2 separate regions of the Homo sapiens genome follow, and region 2 is linked to region 1. The links are chromatin loops, found by intact Hi-C in ENCODE. Cell type or tissue: HCT116. All regions are shown on one strand. Each heading gives the region's core, and the rest is flanking DNA. Links, peaks and the distances in the headings are about the cores only.

The links. Hi-C counts contacts between places; a loop is a spot of excess contacts. Peaks named below come from ENCODE experiments on the same cell type or tissue, not always from the same donor. Only the 100,000 strongest peaks of a DNase experiment are listed, where the experiment ranks them.
Region 2: a loop joins it to region 1, with 3 times the contacts of the local background. A loop is called at or near these places in 13 of 110 quality-filtered maps.

What each region holds. Positions count from the first base shown.
Region 1 is chr20:62,611,629-62,621,986 of GRCh38, reverse strand. No RefSeq gene overlaps it. Among named protein-coding and RNA genes, the nearest start is that of LINC02970, 13 kb to the right of the region's middle. RefSeq lists enhancers at 3,316-3,365, 5,033-5,182. In HCT116, for the core only: a CTCF peak has its summit at 4,956 (motif pointing right); a DNase peak (open chromatin) is centred at 4,966.
Region 2 is chr20:62,519,409-62,529,766 of GRCh38, reverse strand. No RefSeq gene overlaps it. Among named protein-coding and RNA genes, the nearest start is that of MIR1-1HG, 26 kb to the left of the region's middle. In HCT116, for the core only: no CTCF peak of the experiment used is centred there; a DNase peak (open chromatin) is centred at 5,716; H3K4me3 peaks cover 607 bases.

The DNA of each region.
Region 1 (10,358 bases), core at 3,001-7,000:
ATGAGCTCCTTGTCAATGCAGTGTCTGTTGGCCTGCAATCCACCCTTTCCCCATAGACTGAAGTGGCACCCAGGCAGGACAGCCCCCCTCATCCCCGAGGAGTGCCAGGGTTGGGGCACGTGTGCCAAGGAGCCCAGACCTGCCCAGAGCCAGACCGGCTCCTCTTCCTGCCCCTGGGTCACGGCTGCCCTGAGTTCTCCAGGCTGGGGTGAGCTCCGCGTCTCAGCCGTGCTCGGGAGCAGGGCACTCAAAGCTTTTGTCACAGTTTTCTGTCTGTGGATTCATTCTTTCATCTGGTTTCTTGGGCTTTGACTTCATCCTAGCACTGGGACGCGGTGCAGCCAGACAGGGTCCTTCCCGACGCCACAGATACCACGGGTGAGACAGCCACGGAGGCACAGCCACACAGGCGTGGTCGCAAGCCAGCATGGTGTGTGTTTGGGAGCATTTGGCTGTCACAGGCTCTGACCTCGGCAGGGCCAGGGGCTTCCTGGGAACATGACTCTGAGCCGGGATCTGAGGATTAGCAGGTCCTGCCCAGTCGAGGGAGGGCGGGGCATGGTGAGCGGCCGAGCAAGGGCCCCGTGGCAGGAAGGAGCTGGACACACACAGAAAAATGCCAGGGGGTAGTAGGAGGGCATCGGGGTGGGGAGGCGGACCGTGTGGGTGATGCCAGGCTGGCCGGCGGGGATCGGGGTGCGCAGGACCTGCCAGGCTGCGACCCCAGGGCAGCGGAGGCACGGGAGGGGTGGAGGGGGAGGCACGGGAGGGGTGGAGGGGGAGGCACGGGAGGGGTGGAGGGGGAGGCACGGGAGGGGTGGGGGAGGCACGGGAGGGGTGGAGGGGGAGGCACGGGAGGGGTGGGGGGAGGCATGGGAGGAGTGGAGGGGGAGGCACGGGAGGGGTGGGGGAGGCACGGGAGGGTAGGGGAGGCACAGGAGGGGTGAGGGAGGCACCGGAGGGGTGGGGGCACAGGGTCTGCCTCTTGCACTTGAGTGCTCTTCCCCCCACCCCCAGGCCTGGACGTGGGCGGTGACGGCTTTTGCATGGGTCCTCCGGGCAGCAGGCAGGGCTTGCACAGGGGTATGGGGCTTGGGAGGGGCATGGTGCTGCCATCTGTCCAGAAGAGGGGTCTAGGGCGAGCAGAGCCCCCCGCCCCCCGAGTGCTAACAGCCTCCTGGGGAGGAGACTCTGTGCCCACAAGGGCCTGGACGCCTGGGCTCAGTCAAGTCCGCCCCTCATGGTGGGGCTTCCCAGGCTCTTGTGCCCTCGGTGTGCAGTGCCCACCTGATCCTTCGCTCGCCCAACCTCAGAGCCCCTGCTTCTCCCACAGACACTGATAACACTCATCTCGTGGCTGTCAACCCAGAAGGGATGCCTGCAGGTGGGGGCCAGCAATGAGGCCTTCGAAACCCCAATGCCATGACTCTGTGGGGGATTTGGCACAGAGGGTTTTATTGTATTGTCTTAAAAATTTAAAACCAATACCCATTTCCATTATTAAAAACTTTCAAGTTTGTTTGAAACAATTTGGGTGACAATATACTTTTTTACTCTACATTTTATTAAATCTAAATACAATCAAGGATTTCTGATAAAAATTTAGTGTCTGATTGAGATGGTCTATAAGTGTAAAACAAACACTAGATTTTAAAGACTTAGTAGAAAAAAGGGAGAGTAAAATCACTCTTTAATAATTCTTTAGGCCAGGCATGGTGGGTCATGCCTGTGATTCCAGCACTCTGGGAGGCCAAGGCAGGTGGATCACCTGAGGTCAGGAGTTCGAAACCAGCCTGGCCAACATGGCGAAACCCCATCTCTACTAAAAATACAAAAATTAGCTGGGCATGGGGTGGCACACGCCTGCAATCCCAGCTACTCGGGAGGCTGAGGCAGGAGAATCACTTGAACCCGGGAGGCAGAGGTTGCAGTGAGCCGAGATTGCGCCACTGTGCCCCAGCGTGGGTGACAGAGCGAGACTCCATCCCTCAAAATAATAATTCTTTGTATTGATTATCCAAGTGATAATATTATGGCTCTATTGGATTTAAATAAAAATAGTATTGGCTGGGTGCCGTGGCTCATGCCTGTAATCCCAGCACTTTGGGAGGCCGAGGCGGGCGGATCACCTGAGGTTGGGAATTCGAGACCAGCCTGACCAGCATGGAGAAACCCTGTCTCTACTAAAAATACAAAATTAGCTGGGCGTGGTGGCGCATACCTGTAATCCCAGCTACTTGGGAGGCTGAGGCAGGAGAATAGCTTGAACCTGGGAGCTAAAGTTTGCAGTGAACCGAGATTGTGCCATTACACTGCAGCTGGGGCAACAAGAGCGAAACTCCGTATCAAAAAATAAATAAATAAATAAAAAAGTATTAAAATTAATCTCATTTGTTTATTTTCCCTTTTGTCAGTATGGCTGCCAGCACAGGTAAACTTACATGCGTGGCTTTGCTACATTTTTACTGGACTCTGCTCTTCTAGATGCTCAGAACTCTTCGAAGCCTGCAGGTTTGAACACACCACCTAGCAGAAGCTCGGAAAGGGCGGCTTGCAGCCACACAGCTCCGCAGCTCCATTATCTGGTGCCCAGCAGGGGAGGGGGTGTGGCGTGTGAGTGGGCATGAGCGTGCACAGGTTTGTCGGCGTGTGTGTCTCTGTTTGGGGGGACTGTGTGTGGGTGTCCATGTCACTCTTCTGAGGCAGGGACAGTCTGGGCCGTGGTTCCTAGGATGGGACCAGAGGCCTCTCATCTCGCGCCGAAGAAACCCTGCAGATGAACAATCTGGTCTGGCATTTCAGAGACAGAGTGGCCCATCCCCCGACTGGCCCAGCATTTTGGGGATAGAGTGGGCTGTCTCCACTGACCCCCCGCTTTGTGGAAGGAAGCTCTGCTCACCAGCCAGGGGGCAAGAGGAGACGCTGCTCCCCGTGCAGAACCGGGGGCTGCTTTAGGTTCTTGGGTAGTGGGGCCCAGCCTGGAAGCTTCCTCTTTCTCTGGCCCCACAGTCAGCCCACACAGGATGGAGCCTTCAGGGAGGTCCCTGGTGGTCCTCCAGCCCTGGTGAGTCAGGAGCGTTGGGCGGGAAGGTCGGTCTGTGTGGCTGACCTGACACCTCCACCTGGGTGCATTTACCCGGGGGAGAGAATTCCTCCCCTCAGAGCCCCGGGGAGGGGCTGGGCTCTGGGGTTGCTGGCTGCTCCTGGCCTTAGCTGCCCGTGTCAAATGCCACATCCTGGGACCTCGTGATCTCAAAATTACTCAGACCTGGGACCCCCTTGTACAGGAAACGGCAGGTCATGTGGGGTCACCGGGGTTTCACAGTGAACTGTCATGGGGAACCAGAGTGGAAATATTTGCAAAGCCATCATTCTTTTCTTAGACAAAATCTCCCATCTTCTGCATGGGTGGGGCAGTTTTCCAAGGCATGACCTACGGATGTGGAGGGGGTTGGGGTTGTGACCTTTGGCTGGGGGCAGGTGGGGGTCAGGTGTGAGGCCAGACCTAGGCCTGGCCTCGAGTCTCTGCCCTATGCCATCTGTAAAATGGGCCCACGGATCCCTCCAGCCTCCTGGTCTCTGGGGGAGAAACAGACGAACCCTGTGGGGCTCTCAGGGCTGGCCGTGCAGGAGACAGGTCCTAGTGGGGCACAAACAGGAAGCCTGCCTGGGGTAGTGTCGGCTGAGGAGCCGCCACCCCTTCCTCCTCGTGTCTCACAGTGGGCCTGGCAGGCCGATTCGGGGCCTTCCCGGAGCTGCAGAGCCCTGGCATTGCTGAGTCACATCCGAGAACAGGAGGGTGGAGAACTCCCAGGCGGGGACAAGTGTCCTCAGGGTCTGCTGTCCCGCTGTGTGCCCGGAATGGCCTGACCCACCCACCTCCGGCTTCTCTCCCGGTTGTCACGTGAGACTGTGAGACCCCAAGGAGGCGCCAATGGCTTTTATTTCATCAAAATCTCGTGGATTTCAAGAAAGCAGAAGACCTGGGCCACTGTGGGTGTCACCCCTCCGGGTGCCCAAATTGGCTTTTCCTGGAGCCCCTTCCAGCGCCTCAGCTGGGCTCTGGAGTGACACGCAGAGTCACAGGTGCCCCAGGCTCACATCTTCATTGCTCAGTGATGTCTTGGCCCCAGGCAAGGCTGGGCCCCTAGGTGGCCTTGGGGCAGGGGACCCCACTGACCTCACTGACCACTGCCTCCTGGGATCATCCCAGTATGTGCTGGTGACTTCTGCATATGCTGCGGGCATTTTTCTATGCATAGACATATTATATTTTTGAAAATATAAGAAGGAATAAAAGGAAACACTCACCCAGATCCAGATCTCTGTAACTGCTGCATAAGCTGCCCCAGGCACTGTGGGGGCCCACCTGGTTCCTGCTGCCCATGAGGGAAGGAGGTCACCTGCAGGCCCACCTGGCCATTTGTCAGTCTTGGGGGCAGAAAGCCAACACCCTCGGGGTCTCATGAGAGCAGGGAGGGCCTCTAGCAAAGCCGCAGCTGACCACGGCCACACTTGTGTCCCTCGGGGCTGGCTGGGATCCGCAGCCACTGCGTTGCCCCATGGGAGGGAAAGACTCTTGCGGGCCCCGCTCCAGGGACGATGTCTCCATAACTCGGTGTAACTGGGAACCATTGAATCAGAGCACTTCTTTTTAAACGGTTTTCAGTCATGCTTGAGGGAAGGAGCCTGTTCTTCCACCGGTAGGTACAGCTGCCAAAGCTGACATCTCAGGGTCTTTTTTTAAAAAGTCTTTCTCGTAACTCTAATCAGTTCTGCATGCAGGAAGTCCAATTGGGCCTCACGTCACCACCAAATGCGTGGGGTTCCGGGAGGCACAGAGGCCCCAACAGCCCAATCCCTGCGTGGGGTCCACTCCTCTCCCTGCGGGTGTGGACCTGTGAAGTCCCCGGGGCCTTCCCACTGGCCTCCCAGGCAGTGCCTCTCCTGGCCATGAGAGGGCAGCCTCGCCCCTGCTGAGCCCAGGCACCCAGCGACCCCAGCTGGAATCTGCTGCTGTGTGGATGTCCGTCGGCCCCTGCTGGGAGCCCTCCTGGGACTCCTCGGAAACCAGCATCTCTGAGGAGGAACAGGAAGGTCTCTGATGAGCTATAGTCCCCACGGCCCTTGATGGGCACCCTGAGCAGGGTGGAGCAGCGGGGTGGATAGATTTGGGATCCCAGAACACTAAGGTGCAGGGAAGCTCAACTTCAGCATCTACCTGCAAGCTCCAGGTGCAGAGGTCAGAGGAGGCCCCCAGCACACGGGTAGGGGAGGCCCAGGTGCCTCTAATCAGTTCTGCATGCAGGAAGTCCAACTGGGCCTCACATCGCCACCAAATGCATGGGGATTACAGACGTGTGCCACCACGCCCTGCTAATTTTTGTATTTTTAGTAGAGACAGAGTTTTGCCATGTTGGCCAAGCTGGTCTCAAACTCCTGACCTCGGGTGATCTGCCTGCCTCAGCCTCCCAAAGTGCTGGGATTACAGGCTTCAGCCACCACCGCGCCTGGCCGGAAATACATTTTCTTTCCTTTTAAAAAACCAACACAAGTTCATTATAGAAGTTTAGAAAATAAGAATAAGTCAAGAGGCTGGAATAAAAGTTGCTTCTAATCCCACAGACCCTGAAAGATGGGGGCACTGGTTACCCAGGTGAATGAACAGCCTTACCACCATTTGAAACCATGACAGCATGTTTAGATTCTACTCATCACTTTGCCCCCTACCCACCAAAGGCCAGGACCCCTAACCCAGGAGGGCAGGAGAAGGGGGACTCCCTGACCAACTGGAATCTTGGGGGTAAGGGGCAAATGAAAGCATTGTTCATGCCTTTCAGAATGGGGACCCCTCCTCACTCTTACCCACCACGATCCCCAAGAGATCCAAGCCCAGCCCCAGGCAACGTGCCGGGTCGGCTGGTCGGTCTCTACTCTGCAGCCCCCATGATGTGACAGCGACCTGAGCCCGCACAGTGCTCAACATGTGATCGAGTGAAAGATCATAAAACACGCACCACGTTGGCTCATTTGACAGACATGTGCAGCATGAACATTATAAACACACTGGCGTGATGCAGATTCATGGCCTACACAGACAACAACATGCAGGAACATGTACACAGACAACAACACACAGAAACAACATGTACACAGACAACAACATGCAGAAACATGTACACAGACAACAACACACAGAAACAACATGTACACAGACAACGACACACCAAAACATGTACATGGACAACAACACACAGAAACACGTACATGCAACCGCTACCACCACCCACCATCTGAACTTTCATCATCCCAAACGGAGGCTCTGTCCCCATGAAACAGCAACTCCCTGCCACTCCTACCCCCACTCTACTTTCTGTCTCTACGCGTGTGGCCACTCTAGGAACCTCGTACGAGTGGAGGCACGCAGGACCTGTCTTTCTGTGTCTGCTTATTTCACTCAGCACAGTGTCCTCCGGGGCCGTGCAGTTCGTAGCCGGTGTTAGCAGTCCCTTCTTTTTTAAGGCTGAGTAATATTCCGTTGTGTGAATAGACCACATTTTGTTCATCCACCGAGGGGCGCTTGGTGGCTTCTACCTTTGGGCTACTGTGACTAAGGCTACTGGGAACACAGGTGTACAAGTGCAGAGCCAGCTTTCAGGTCTTCGGCCACATACCCGGTTTCCAGAAGCGGCACTGCTGAATCCCAAGGTGATTCTACTTTTGATTTTTGAGGACGTGCCACGCCGTTTGCCAGTTTGGCCTGTTCTGTGCTTCCGCTGGGCAGAGTCACTCAGTTCGCGTCGTGCGTGCCAGGCTGTCTCACGAGACGTTAGGTTGCGAGATGCATCCAGGTTGTTGAGCACAGCTGAGGCTGCTCCTTCACGGGGCCATAGTGCATGGCAGATCCCACAGTGTATTTACTCACACGAAATGGTTGGCAGGCGTCTGGGCTGCTTTCAGCTTGAGATAATTATGACCGGGCGCTGTCAACTCTCTAGCACACACATTTTGGGAACGACGTATGTGCTTCTGATGGACTCGGTGGTGCAGGGCGTGCACGTGCCTCAGCTGGATGTTCATAATCTCCATCCAAGCCAAATGCTCTTGGAAAGAGGCCGTGTCTGCTTGGTTGTATGCAGTAACAATAACAAGGTTAACAATGGCCACGCGCATTTATCGGACGCTTCCTTCGTGAGCGGTGACCCTATGATAACTCGTATGAACCTCACACCAGACACTACCATGTCCCACATTCGAGATTAGGATAAAACAATGAGGAGCCGTGGCTGCCCGGGTCCCATCGCCAGTGAGCGTAGAGCTCGCACTCAAACGCAGGCAGACGCCAGCAACTGCTGCACACAGTCTTCCTCCACGTCTGAAAGGTGGCTGAGCGAGGCCGGCCACGCTCCTGCACCTCTCCGTCACTCGCACGACCTTTTTAACAAATCAGTTTTAGCTGAAAAAAAAAATGGTGATGGCAGCTGCCCCTGCCACCCTGCTGCTTCTGCCTCCTCCGCTGCACCCAGGGCTCACTGGGTCTGGTGGCCACTGGCAGAGCGTGCAGCCTTCCCCGGGCTCTGCACTTGCTTGTGAGTCCCAGGATACCCCTCCCACAGGATGCTTCGAAATTACTGTGGAGAGCGATCCACGGGACAAAATCAGTGGGGATGGAAGGTGGTGAGTCAGCATGTTAGATAAGAAACTGACCCGCTTCTCTAGTAATCTCTTCTGATTGACAGCAAGAAAGTTCACATGGTCCCTCAGTTCCCCAGAGAGTGTTTTTGGGGAGAACCAGGACTCGCATGCCCTTCATCACCTACTTCTTTAATTCTTCACCTTCTTTCTTACAGAATAGTACACACGTGATGTTCACCATTTGTGCAACTCTCTTTTATTCTACGTGTCAGCCTAGCCTGGACACCATTCCATGTCAGTGAATAACATGTCAATGAATATTCTACAACACTTTCAGTGGCTGCGTGCCTTTCTACCATGATTTATTTAACTTTTGAGACCGTTTCCAGCTTTTCGTATTATATGTAATGACTGTTCTTCCATGCAAATTTTTGTGCAGAGACTCATCCTCTTAGGACACATTTTAATGAGTTTTATTGGGATTGGGTACATTGTTCCAGAATGCACCATTGCCCCCACCCCCATCCCCAAGAAGATGTGCCCATTTATTTCTGCTAGCAGGTATTTTCCCAATTCTTAGGCCAGAATTGGTTTTACAATTTAAAATGGTATTTGCTAGTTTGACAGAAGATAAATTGAATATCACGGATGCTTTCATTGCATTTCTTTGATTCAAGAGAAGTCAGGCATTTGTCATAAGCTTATTGGTTAGAGTGTAATTGGCAAATATGCCTGTTCACGTCTTTTGCCCATTTTTCTAGGGGTGGGCTTGTCTTTTAAAAACTATATTGCTTTATGAGAACACAATTAACTCTTTGTCTGTAATGTCTATTGAAAATATGTTCTCTTAGTTTGCCATTTGCTTTTAATTTTGGTTTATGGTATCTCTAACTATACAGATGCTTTTAATTTTCATGTAGTCAAATATATCAATCTTTTCCTTTGTGATGCTTGGAAAGGCCTCACTCATTTCAGGGCCATAAAATGATCTATATTCATTCCAGTTATTAAACTGTCAGTAGATTTAGGTACGTGGTGACATAAGACTTCTCATCTCCACTTCAAATAGCTCATTTCAATAATTGGTCGAGTGAGTAGAGATCACAGATGGAATATAATTATATGGTTTGAAAATGGATAGAAGTGGATATTTCCTGTATATTTCCAAGGAACTCCCCTCATACAAACTTGTGAGTCTCCTGTCCGTGGGGAGGACTGTTTTTCCTCTATCAGTCACCTCTCCGTCCACTGGGACATGACTTCCTGAGGCCTGGGGCCAGTTTCAACCACTGCTGACCCCGGAGTACAGACTCCTGATCTTGCTGAGGATCTGCTGGACAAGCAAAAGTGATACCCAGGGAATATTACTCAGCCACAAAAAAAGAATAAAATCCTGTCATTTGCAGCAACACAGATGGAACTGGAGGCCATTATGTTAAGTGAAATAAGCCAGGCACACAAGGACAAATATCGCACCCTCTTACTCACACATGGGAGTGAAAAAAAGCGGGTCTTGCTGAGGCAGAGAGAAGACTGATGCTTACCAGAGGCTGGGAAGGGGAGGGGAAGGGGAGATGAAGAGAGGCTGATTCACGAGGGCAAACACCCAGTTCGATAGAAGAGAGAGGACCCAATGTTTGACAGATCACTAGGGTGACTATAATTACAATCAGCTATTGTCTATTTCAAAATAACTAGGAGAGAATCATTCTAAATTGGACAAATATTTAAGCTGATGGATATCCCAATTACACTGATTTAACCTTTACAAATTACATGACTGGATTAAATTATCACACGTACCCTGAAAATGTGTACATCTATTATGTATCAAAGATTTTTAATTAAAAAATTTAAAAAGCACAGAGAGAGTGTCCCCTAGATATGGGGGGTGCAGGTGTGATGATTCCTTTGGGAGACACCCCGTGCTTGTGTCTGCTCATGTTGCGTTTGGACGTCAGCACGCGAGGGGCCTGGGGTAGGGTGGGTGTCCCAGGGAGGATCTCCGACGAGGCTGCCCAAGGCCCCCTGTGCCTGGAGGTGCTGTTGAGGGGAGCGTACCTCTTCACTGCTCACAGCACACGGGCAATAGAGAGAAGATCTGACTTGTGGAATTTCATCAATCACGACTATTTTAGTTTCAAGGGTTGAAAATTGATTAAAGCTGGAGCCATCATGCATCGTATGGATCCAGGAGGCCCATCTCTCCTCTCTCTCAGGCGTGCTCCCTCCCAGACCCGCGTGTCAGCAGTTTTCCGGGAAAGCAATCTTTTTATGTGTAGCATTGCCGCGGTGGATTACTGTAATGACGCTGTCTGGCTGGTCTGCGGGCAGCTGCCAGCCTGGTGGGGCGGGAGCTGGAAGGAGGGCATCTGCAGGCCCCTCCGCCTGTGCTCTGCGACTCGGGCTGGGAATTCGGGAGTTCGTTCTCCCTCCTGAGCTCCTTCAGGGAGGCGGTGGTCCTTCCAGGGCCTCTTAGTTGGACGGCCGCTCAACCTGCCCATTTTCCCACCTGAACTGTTGATCTCGCCAGTATTTCTCCGTGTGTTTGGCCTAGGTTTGCACTGGCATTTGACACGCCCAGGGACAGGGGGCCTTTGAAAAAGATATTTTCTCCTTAATGGACATTTCACCCAAAATGATTCCCTGTCAAGGGCTCCACCTTTGTCAAAGTCTTCTTCCTTTTACCTGTAGTATAAGTTTTGTTGGCATGTTTCTCTCCA
Region 2 (10,358 bases), core at 3,616-7,615, 93 kb after region 1:
GGGAGGCTGTGCGTGTGTGGGCGGGGGGTCACCTGCCAGGGTGAACCCCAGGCTGCCGCTGTTTGAGCACAAACTTTTCATGGTCTTCAGCCGGGGCGGAGGTGAACATCACGGGTGCTGGCAGTAAGCGGATGAGCCACGGAGCCCTGGGCTGGGACCACCACCTGGGAGGCAGCCCGAGCACCAAACACAGGGACACCAGCACCTCCCTCCCAGGCAGTTAGAAGCTGCAAGGAGATCCCGTGTGCAAAGTCCTCCCGTGCTGCCTGGCCATGGCCAGCCCTAAACACACAGGCCCACTGGGTGTGTGAGTGTCCAGGGGCCACCAGGACAAAGGACAGCAGACTGGGCAGCTGAACACCAGAAATGCATTGTCTGTTGTTCTGGAGGCCAAAGTCCCAGATCCCGGTGTCAGTGGGGTTGGCTCCTTCCAGAGGCCACGAGGAAGACTCTGTCCCAGGCCTCCCTCCCAGCTCCTGGCAGCTGCCAGCACCCTGGCGTTCCTTGGCTCATAGAAACACCCCCTGGCTCTCTGCCTCCAACTTTCCGTCACCATCACACGAAGATGAAGACGGCCTTCCTGCGTGGGTGTCTGTGTGTCCAGATTTCCCCTTTGTATCAGGACGCACTCACATTGGATCAAGGCCTACTCTGGTATGACATCATCTTAACCAATTACACCTGCAATGACCCTATTTCCAAAGAAAGCCACATTCCAGGGTACTGCGGGTTAGAAACTTAACACAGGAATTTTTTGTGGCCATAATTCAACCCATAACACTAGGACTGAGCACACTGCATCGTTACAGCAAAGGCCTTCCCTGCCGCAAAACAACCTGCACTCAGGTGCTTGCAGCAGCTTCATTCAGAGTCGCCAAAACCTGCAAACATCCAAGATGTGCTTCAGCAGGTGAACAGGGTTAAACGCATAAACAAACTACGGCCCATCCAGACAATGGGATATTATTCTACAATAGAGAGAAATGAAGCCCCACGACGTGGCTCACGCCTGTCATCCCAACCACTCAGGAGGCTGAGACGGGAGGATCGCTTGAGCCCAGGAGTTCACGTCCAGCTTGGGCAACATAGCGAAACCCAGTCTTTAAAAGTAAAATAATCGTAACCAACTATGATATTTGAATATGATGAATCTGATCAAGAATAAAGGGAAACGTGTATCAAGGTCTGAAAAGATCTGAAGGAACTTTGAAGGCATATTGTTAAGTGAAAGAAGCCAGTCTAAAGAGGCTGCATGACGCATGGTTTCAATGAATGATAGCAGGTCCTTGAATAATGTTATTTCCTTTTTTTTTTGTTTTTGAAACGGAGTCTCGCTGTGTCGCCCAGGCTGTAGTTCAGTGGCGCGATCTCGGCTCACTGCAAGCTCCGCCTCCCGGGTTCACGCCATTCTCCTGTCTCAGCCTCCCGAGTAGCTGGGACTACAGGCACCAGCCATCACGCTCGGCTAATTTTTTGTATTTTTAGTAGAGATGGTGTTTCACCGTGTTAGCCAGGATGGTCTTGATTTCCTGACCTCGTGATCTGCCTGCCTCGGCCTCCCAAAGTGCTGGGATTACAGGCGTGAGCCACCGCACCCGGCCAATGTTATTTTCTTTAACGTTGTTTCATCATAATGTTGAGAAAAGCAAATCTGCTCCCACCCAGGGCCACTGTCCGGGGAGCCTGTGCATCGCCCCAGGTCCGCGTGGGTTTTCTGTGGATGCTCCAGTTTCCTTCCGTGCCCCAAAGATGTGCACGTAGGGGAGCTGGCGTGTCGAAGCTGTTCCCGTCGGAGTGCCTGCCCCAGGACGGAGTGTGAGTGCCCACTCCAGGACGGCAACTCCCATAGCGGCGTGCGCTGTGTCCAGGTGGGTTCCCGCCTGGTGCCCCGAGATGGGGGCATGAGCTCTAGTCACCCTGAACTGGAATAAGTGGGGAAATAGTTATCTTACTTGTTTTTAATAATCCTTCTTAAATTCTTGATTAAAAACGCACAGTTCACATTTGTTTCCATGTTTAATATTAGAAGGGCTTTGGACTTTATTTAGAAGTTTGGTGATGTTTTTGTGACCAGAAATATGCCATAGGAACTTAACTCTTGTTCATGTTAATTAGCCTGTGGTCAAATTCATTTTGTTATACGTCATTTTGCTTAAAGTCCCAGTTTCCAAAAACCTATCAATGATATGAAATGAAGCCTTACTGGGTATGACACTCTTGAAAAGACGAAACCACGGAGACAGCAGAAAGACCAGTGGCTGCCAGGGTTAGGGCGAGGAGGGGTGAACAGGAGGAGCCCAGAGGGTGTGAGGGCAGAGGGCAGTGGAGCTGCTCCATGGGACGCAGCGGGAGGGGGAAATCTGTGCCGTTATAAACAAGTCAGACCCACAGAACACCCAGCGCCAAGAGCGAGCCGTGTGGTAAAGGGCGGACTCCGGGTGATAAGGACATGTTGACATGTTGATGCCCGGTCACCTGCTGCAGCCACTGCACCTGTGGTGGGATGTGGACCGTAGGGGGCGGGGGCGGGGGGGCCGTGCACATGCTGGGCAGGGGGCATAAGGGAACTCTGTACTTCTACAACATTTTTCTGTAAAACTAAAACTGCTATTATAAAAAATAGTCTCTTAATTTTTTTAAAGCTCACCAGACGTACACAGTAACTCTCTGTATTATCGCAAATTTTCTGTAAATCTAAAATGGTTGCAGAAGAGGTCTCCTCCTGTACCACCTTCCTAAGCCTGCAGCCTGTGCCTGCTGGCGCACCCCGCCCCCACTCCTCCTTCTCCCCATCGTCCAGCCACTGGGGCCAGATTCCAGGAAGAGTCGCTGTAGGGACTTCCCTGCAGCAGAGGAGGGGGCTGAAGAGAAACCCCTGGTGGCCCGGCGCTCAGAGCCTCCCCAGCTTGGCTTCACCTAAGCAAAAGTGGAAAGGAGCCTCGGGGCCTGGCCCACCTTCATCATCAGTACCAGCGGCTAAAGCAGGGTTGTTGGGGGCCGTCCCTCCACTCAAAGTGGCCCCAGGGAGCCACCTCTACAGTGACAAGGGTTGCCCCAAGGAGAGGAACTTGGGTCCGATGCCCCCCACCCTGAAGCTTGGGAAAGGAGCACGGAGGAGGGACAGGCCGAATGGCCCGCTTGGGGTAGACATTAAAGGGAGCCAGGCTGCAGCCACTGCCCACCCCACCAACACCTGCTCCACAGTGGCTGGGCAGGGGAGGCTGAGCGAGCAGAAATGCAGCATCACGCAGCCAGGCCTGGCTCCCCAGGTCCCCAGAGCCACCCCATCATCCCGGCTACCTCTCCGCAGACCCTCCCTGTGGGGTCAGCGCTGGCAGCACCTCCTTCCTGTCAGGAACCAGCAGAGGAGAGACCTGTAGCAGAAGCAGTGATGTGGTGAGATGACATCCAAAAGGGACATGGCCCTTCCACTGAGAGGCTTCCCCAGAGGCACAACAGGAGACTTGCCAAGGTTTGCAAAGATGCAGTGAGGCTCAGCATGTCGCCAGGGGTGTGTTAGGGCGGGGGTCCCAAGAAATGACAGCCACCCGGCCGTCCCATCATGGTAGCCAAGGCACTGCTACCCACTGAAAGTTCTTCCCTGAGTGGAAGGAAGAATAATGGCTCCAAAGATGTCTTCATTCTAATCTGCAGAACGAACAGGTGGCCATGTCACCTTACATTGCAGATGGGATGAAGGACATGGGATGGGAGGTGACCCTGGGTGGGCCCAGTGCAGATCATCGCAAGGGGCTCAAGCGGTCAGGGAAGGTAGGAGGCGTGCAATGGAGCAGGGAGCATGGGCCATGCTGCACAGCTGGCCTTCAAGATGGAGGCGGGGCCACGAGCCAAGGGACGCAGGCACTTCCAGAGGCAGGGGAGGAGGGAGCGAGCCTCCCCTGAAGTCTCCAGAGGGAAGCAGCCTGGCCCACACCTTGATTTTGACCCAGGGAGACCCATGCAGACCTCTCCAAAACTGTAAGACAGTAAAGCCAGGTGGCTTCGAGCCACTAAGTTTGGGTCCGTTTGCCACAGCAGCCACCAGAGACTGACAAGCCCGGGAAGTCAACCACTCGCGTTGGAGCTGAAGAGACACAAGCACTAATCAGCCACCCACAACGACCACCGTCCACTCCCAAACAGTAGTAGAAACACTGGGGGAACCCCAGGTGACTTTCCCGTCAGAACGGCCATCCGAGCTTCCACAATGGGTGTGTCTCTTTCTCACTGCTGGTGGGCCGTCCCTGTCCCTCATCTGCGTCAGGGGTGGCACAGGACGCTGCCACAGGGACCTAGCAGTGGCTCTCGGATGGCACCCAGGTGACAGGGTGCAGGGCCCATGGATGCCCCCTTCTCCATCGCCTTCCTCTTTATCTCCACCTGAGCAGGGACCCGCTGGGTCCTCACTGCCTTGCATGACATCCCCCGAGCCGGGAGGATCTGGCCCCTGGGACAAGTAAGGAAACGTGCGAGAGAGCCCCCCCCACTCCCCCCGCCATGGCCTGCAAGCACCAGGGTCCAGGGCCCAGCTCCTCCGCCACAGGCAGCCTTGCTGTGGGTTTAGGGGCTCTAAAGGGCTGGCTCGGGGCTGGCTGGTCACTGCCGGGTGCTAGCTGGGGTTAGGGGATGCTCGACCTCTCTGCTTCCCGGAGATTGTGCTTTATTTAACAGTCTCAAGACCCTGGCGTCCCTTCTCCACAAAGAAGGCAAAGGGCCACCCCAGCCGGGGTAGGAGGCCGCAGGGAGCCAGCTACCGGCCGAGGCCCACTCGTCCCCGCTCCATTCCTGCGTCGCGTCTCCCGTGGGAAGGTGCCGTGAAGACGTTGAGCAAAGAGCATCTTGCGGCTCACGGGGATTTCCCTCGCGTCCAGGCGAAGTTTGGGTTGGAAGTTGCCAGATGGAAACTTCATTTTTCCTCAACATTTCCTGCCCAGTTCAGTGTGTAATTGGCTCACACATCCCCTTGGCGGTTTAGCAGAGAGTCCAGCCCAGCGCAGCTTATAAAGAAGATAAATCTAAACAAAGCTGGGGGAGAGCCGTCTGCAGCCACTCACCCTTCTGCTTCTTAAAGAAAAAACATCTCTTCTCTTTGCTGTGAGGCCACGAAGCGGATGCCCCTCCCTGCCCCCAACAGAAGCCTCCGGAGACTTACAGCAGCCTGGGGGAGGGGGGAGCTCCTGGGACCCTCCCCCAACACAGAGAATCTGCAGCTGACAAGGGTGAGCCTGAGCAGATGCTGAAGCCCGGGGGGCTTGTTCCCACCCAGATGGGGCAGGTAAGGGCCACCTGAGGGGGGCTGAGGCAGGCGGGGGGTGGGAGTAGGAGCGCCCCAACTCTCCTACTGTTTACAGTGGGCAGATATTAATTTTTTAAACTGCTTTTTTTAAATCTCCAAAATATTCTTCAATAGCGCACCCCATCTAAAAGATAACAAAATAATCTACTGAAAATGAGAGGCCTCCTTGTTGGGCTTATATTTTTTTATTGAGAATCTTGGTCCCATTGTTGAAAATCAATGAAAGTCCACAGGAGCCAACAACAAACTTCAGTCACTTAGTTTCTTGAAATAATGCAAATGTTTTTCTCCATTTACTGTAAAAAAATTTTAAAGAGAGACTGTACAATTCTGTTAAGCATGCCGCTCATATGTTCCAGACGGGTGGCGGGTAGGGAGCATCAAAGGGAGGGTGGAGCTGCGGTGGGGAGGTGGCCCTGCCTGGTCCCCGCCCCTCTGAGGCCCCTAGTTCCTCTGACTCACCCCCAGGGACATCACCTTGTCACTCGCCCACAAGGGCGGAGATCAGAACGGGCTGGATCCTCGCTCGCCAATGGTGTGAGGCCGAACAGCCGATCGGCTCGTGAAAATAGAGGCTGGAATTCTAAAGAATATTCAGAAATGACCCCATTCCCCGCCATGCCTGCCAGAGAAGCAGCTGGGCAAACAGCAGTGAGCAGGCGGGGTCTCTGTTTGAGTTCATTCCCCAAGTTCCAGGCACCCAGGGGCTCCGGGCACAGACATGGGGGGCTTCCTGCAGCCGGGCTGACACGGAGAGCTCTGTCCAGTGCAACCCTCTCCATCGTGCGGACTCTTACCAGCCCACTTCTCAGATGAGGAAGCCGGTTTCAGAGAAGTGGCAGTGCCCAGCATGGCAGAGCTGGGACTCCAGAGGGTGTCAGCGTCTCCGCTGGACGCCTGCACTCACACTCCCAGGAGGGCTCTGGGGAGGGCCGGGGGCAGATGGAACCTAGAGGGCCTGAGTCCACATCTGCCCAGGTCTGCCCCCAACCCCTCCCACAAGGACTGGCTAGAAAAGTGAAGGCAGCCAGCCATTAGAGAGCATGGGGAGGGAGTGAAATGGGGTTCCAGGAGGGTCTGGGTGGGTGGACCTCGGGGAGGCCTTCTGGGACTCAGCAGTGAGAGAGAGACAGAGACACAGAGAGACAGAGAAGGGGCAGAGGGCACTCTTCCACAACTGGTGGGGAGGCCGCTGAGCTGCTCACAGGACTCTCATTCATGTGGCCCAGGCAGCTCTGACCTTTTTTACCCTGGTGACATTTCAGCGAGTCATGGTGGTGGCCCCAGGCGGGGCTGCGTGAGATCCGGGGCTGCGGGAGACCCAGGGCTGCAGGAGGCAGGGGGCATAGACGGTGTGGGGGCATTGCTAGAAAACCCAGACCACCTGTCCCAATCACTGGACGGCTGTCCAGACAGGAGGTCACAATAGTCCATGGTGCCAGCCTGGCTGGACCAGGCTCTTATCTCCCCGTGCGTCGTCGTCCAGAGCCCCGATTAAGACCGAGGCCACACACCCGAGCTGGAGTCAGGGGCTCCCCCAGCCACGCTGATAGCCCTGGGAATCTCCAGGGAAACCACAGAAGTCACCGTCTCCCTTACTCACTTGGACTTTCAAGGTAGATGCTGAGCAGATGGAGATTCATGGTAGGGCTGACCTGAACCAAATCAGAGTCAGTCAGCCTGGGGGGACCATCCTCTACCCACTGGGTGGCAAAATGTCTACCTATTAGAATTATTTTAGATCCAAGAGTATGTTAATATTTTTTGTGTTAACCAATTAAAACTTTATGTAAAGCTCAAGGTTGTTGTTTTTTTAATTAAAAATTCCAACTAGAGAACTTGAGTTCTGGGGGTCACTTTTCAGATAAACCAGCAAAGAAAAATCTATGAAAGAATTGATAGCTGAACTTCATTAAAATTAACAAATTCTACTCTGCAAAAGACACTATGAAAAGAATAAAAGCCAGCCACAGAATATGCAAAGAGCTCTTAAAACTCAACAATAAGAAAATAAACAACCAGCTGGGCGCGGTGGCTTACACCTGTAATCTCAGCAATTTGGAAGGCCAAGGCCAGTGGATCACTTGAGATCAGGAGTTTGAGACCAGCCTGGCCAACATGGTGAAACCCTGTCTCTACCAAAAATACAACAATTGTCTGGGCATTGTGGCACATGCCTGTAGTCCCAGCTACTCAGGAGGCTGTGGTGGGAGAATCCCTTGAACCCGGGAGGCAGAGGTTGCCGTGAGCTGAGATCATGTCACTGCACTCCAGCCTGGGAGATAGAGGGAGACTCTTGTCTCCAAAAAAGAAAAAGAAAACTAACAACCCTATTAAAAATGGGCAAAAGGCCGGGCATGGGGGCTCACGCCTGTAATCCCAGCACTTTGGGAAGCCAAGGCAGACGGATCACGAGGTCAAGAGAGCAAGACCATCTTGACCAACATGGTAAAACCTTGTCTCTATTAAAAATACAAAAAAATTAGCTGGGCGTGGTGGCACGCACCTGTAATCCCAGCTACTCAGGAGCCTGAAGAACCCGGGAGGTGGAGATTGCCGTGAGCCGAGATGGTGCCACTGCCCTTCAGCCTGGGCAACAGAGCGAGACTCTGTAAAAAAAAAAAAAAAAAAAAGTGGGGGTGGCAAAAGACCTGAACAGACACCTCTCCTAAGATCTACAGATGACAAACCAGCATATAAGAAGCTGCTCCACGTCCTACATCACCAGGGAAACGCAAATTAACAACAACCAAGAGATGCCACCACACACCTACTAGAGCGGCCAAAACCCAGAACACGGACAGCACCGAACGCTGGCGAGGATGTGAAGAAACAGGACCCTCAGCCGTGGCTGCTGGGAAGGCAACATGGCGCGGCTGCTGGAAGACAGTCTGGCGGTTTCTTACAAAACTAAACGTGCTCTTACCACACGGTCCAGCAATCGTGCTCCTTGGTATTTACCCAAAGGAATTTAAAACTTACGTCCACACAAATTCCCACAAGTGGATGTATACAGCAGAAGTGCTTCGGGTGGTAACTGGATAAACCCGAGTCATATTCGGTGCTGAAAAGAAATGAGCCGTCGAGCCGCAAGAAGTCACAGAGAAACCTCAAACGCTATTGCCAGTGGGAAGGAGTCAATCCAAAAATGCTCCATGCTGTGTGATTCCAAACATACCACATTCTAGAAAAGGCAAAGCTATGGAAAAGATCCGAGGTTTCCAGGAGTTTGTGGGGAGGGAAGAAAGGGCTGAATAGGAACACAGGATGTTTAGGGCTGCGGAAATATCCTGTATGATGCAGTAGTGACGGTGGATACAGGACTTTACAGAGTTGTCCAAACCCACCGAATGGGCCGGGCGCGGTGGCTCACACCTGTCATCCCAGCACTTTGGGAGGCCGAGGTGGGCGGATCACGAGGTCAGGAGATCGAGACCATCCTGGTTAACACGGTGAAACCCTGTCTCTACTAAAAATACAAAAAATTAACTGGGCACGGTGGTAGGCGCCTGTAGTCCCAGCTACTCAGGAGGCTGAGGCAGGAGAATGGCGTGTACCTGGGAGGCGGAGCTTGTAGTGAGCCGAGATGGCACCACTGCACTCCAGCCTGGGCGACAGAGTGAGACTCCGTCTCAAAAAAAAAAAAACAAAAAAAAATAAACACCACTGAATGTGCAGTGTTAAGAGTGAAGTATGACCTCTAGTTAATAATGATGGGTATCAGTATTAACTCATCAATTGTCACAAATGTACCGCACCAACATGAGACGCCAATAGTGGGGGAAGGGCACACGGAGGCTTTCCATACACTCGATTTTTCTGTAAACCTAAAACTGGTCAAAAATATAAAGTCTATTAATTTTTTAAAAATTAGAAAATCCAGCCAAAGTTGTTACAGTTTTTTGTTTTGATTTCTGATATAGAGTCTTGCTCCGTCACCCAGGCTGGAGTGCAGTAACGCAATCTCGGCTCACTGCAGCCTCAACCTCCTGGGCTCAGGTGATCCTCCCACCCCAGCCTCCCCAGTAGCTGGGACTACAGGCGTGCGCACCACGCCCAGTTAATATTTTGTATTTTTTGTAGAGACAGGGTTTCGCCGTGTTGCCCAGGCTGGTCTCGAACTCCTGGGCTCAAGCAATCCTCCTGCCTCAGCCCCCCAAAGTGCTGGGATTCCAGGCGTGAGCCCCTGTGCCCGGCGCAGTTTTTATGTTATCTTCAGGATTGAGATCCTCATGTGTACATGGTTTGGGATCCAGAAAGCCATAGTTGTAATAAAATAACTAGAATATGACAGGAGCAAAGCAGGAACGGCCCTGAGGCCCATCACCATCCCCCGCTGGCCGAGAAAGACCGTGTTCTGCCCTGGGGCTGAGGGGCTGCACCGAGGGCTGCGGGGGTTGGGGGTCTGTTTGCCTCATTCCCCAGACATCCCCAATGGACACGTGCACTTGCCCATCACACCCAGACCCAGCTGCCTGTGCGTGGCCAGTGGGACGAGGCCTGGGGGAGGCAGAGGGCAGTGTGTGAGAGTCAGCAGAATTCTTGTGGGGCTTTTACCTCGGCCTCCGGAGACCCCACCCGGTGTGCATGGGCCTCCACATATGGCTCCAGAGAGGCCGAGGCTGGTGTCTACAAAAGCTGAAGGGCCCCAGGTTCTTGGGGACTCCTGCTCCCAATCCACTCTATACCAGGAACAGTCCCCCAAAATCGGAGGTGAGGCTCCTGGCGGGGCTCGAGGGGTCATTGAGGGGAAGAGCCCGGGGTTTGGACTCCAGACCCCAACACTCAAAGGGGTTTCAGGAAAGTCCCTGACCTCTGGGGACCCCATCAACAAAGCGGAGCTGAGGACCCCTGCCCTCCGCCTCCACTTCCTCCAAGACTCACAGATAATGGAGGGGGTGGGGGTGCTAGGAGATACCCAGCCCTCAGCCACAGCTGATGGCCCCAGAAAGTCCGTCCTCTCCACCGCATCCACCAGGGCTTAGGGTGGCCAGCGACAGAGGGCTCTGGACCTTAGCAGAAATGGGGCCTGGCGCTGGGGACCCCGGCAGGCTAAGCCCCA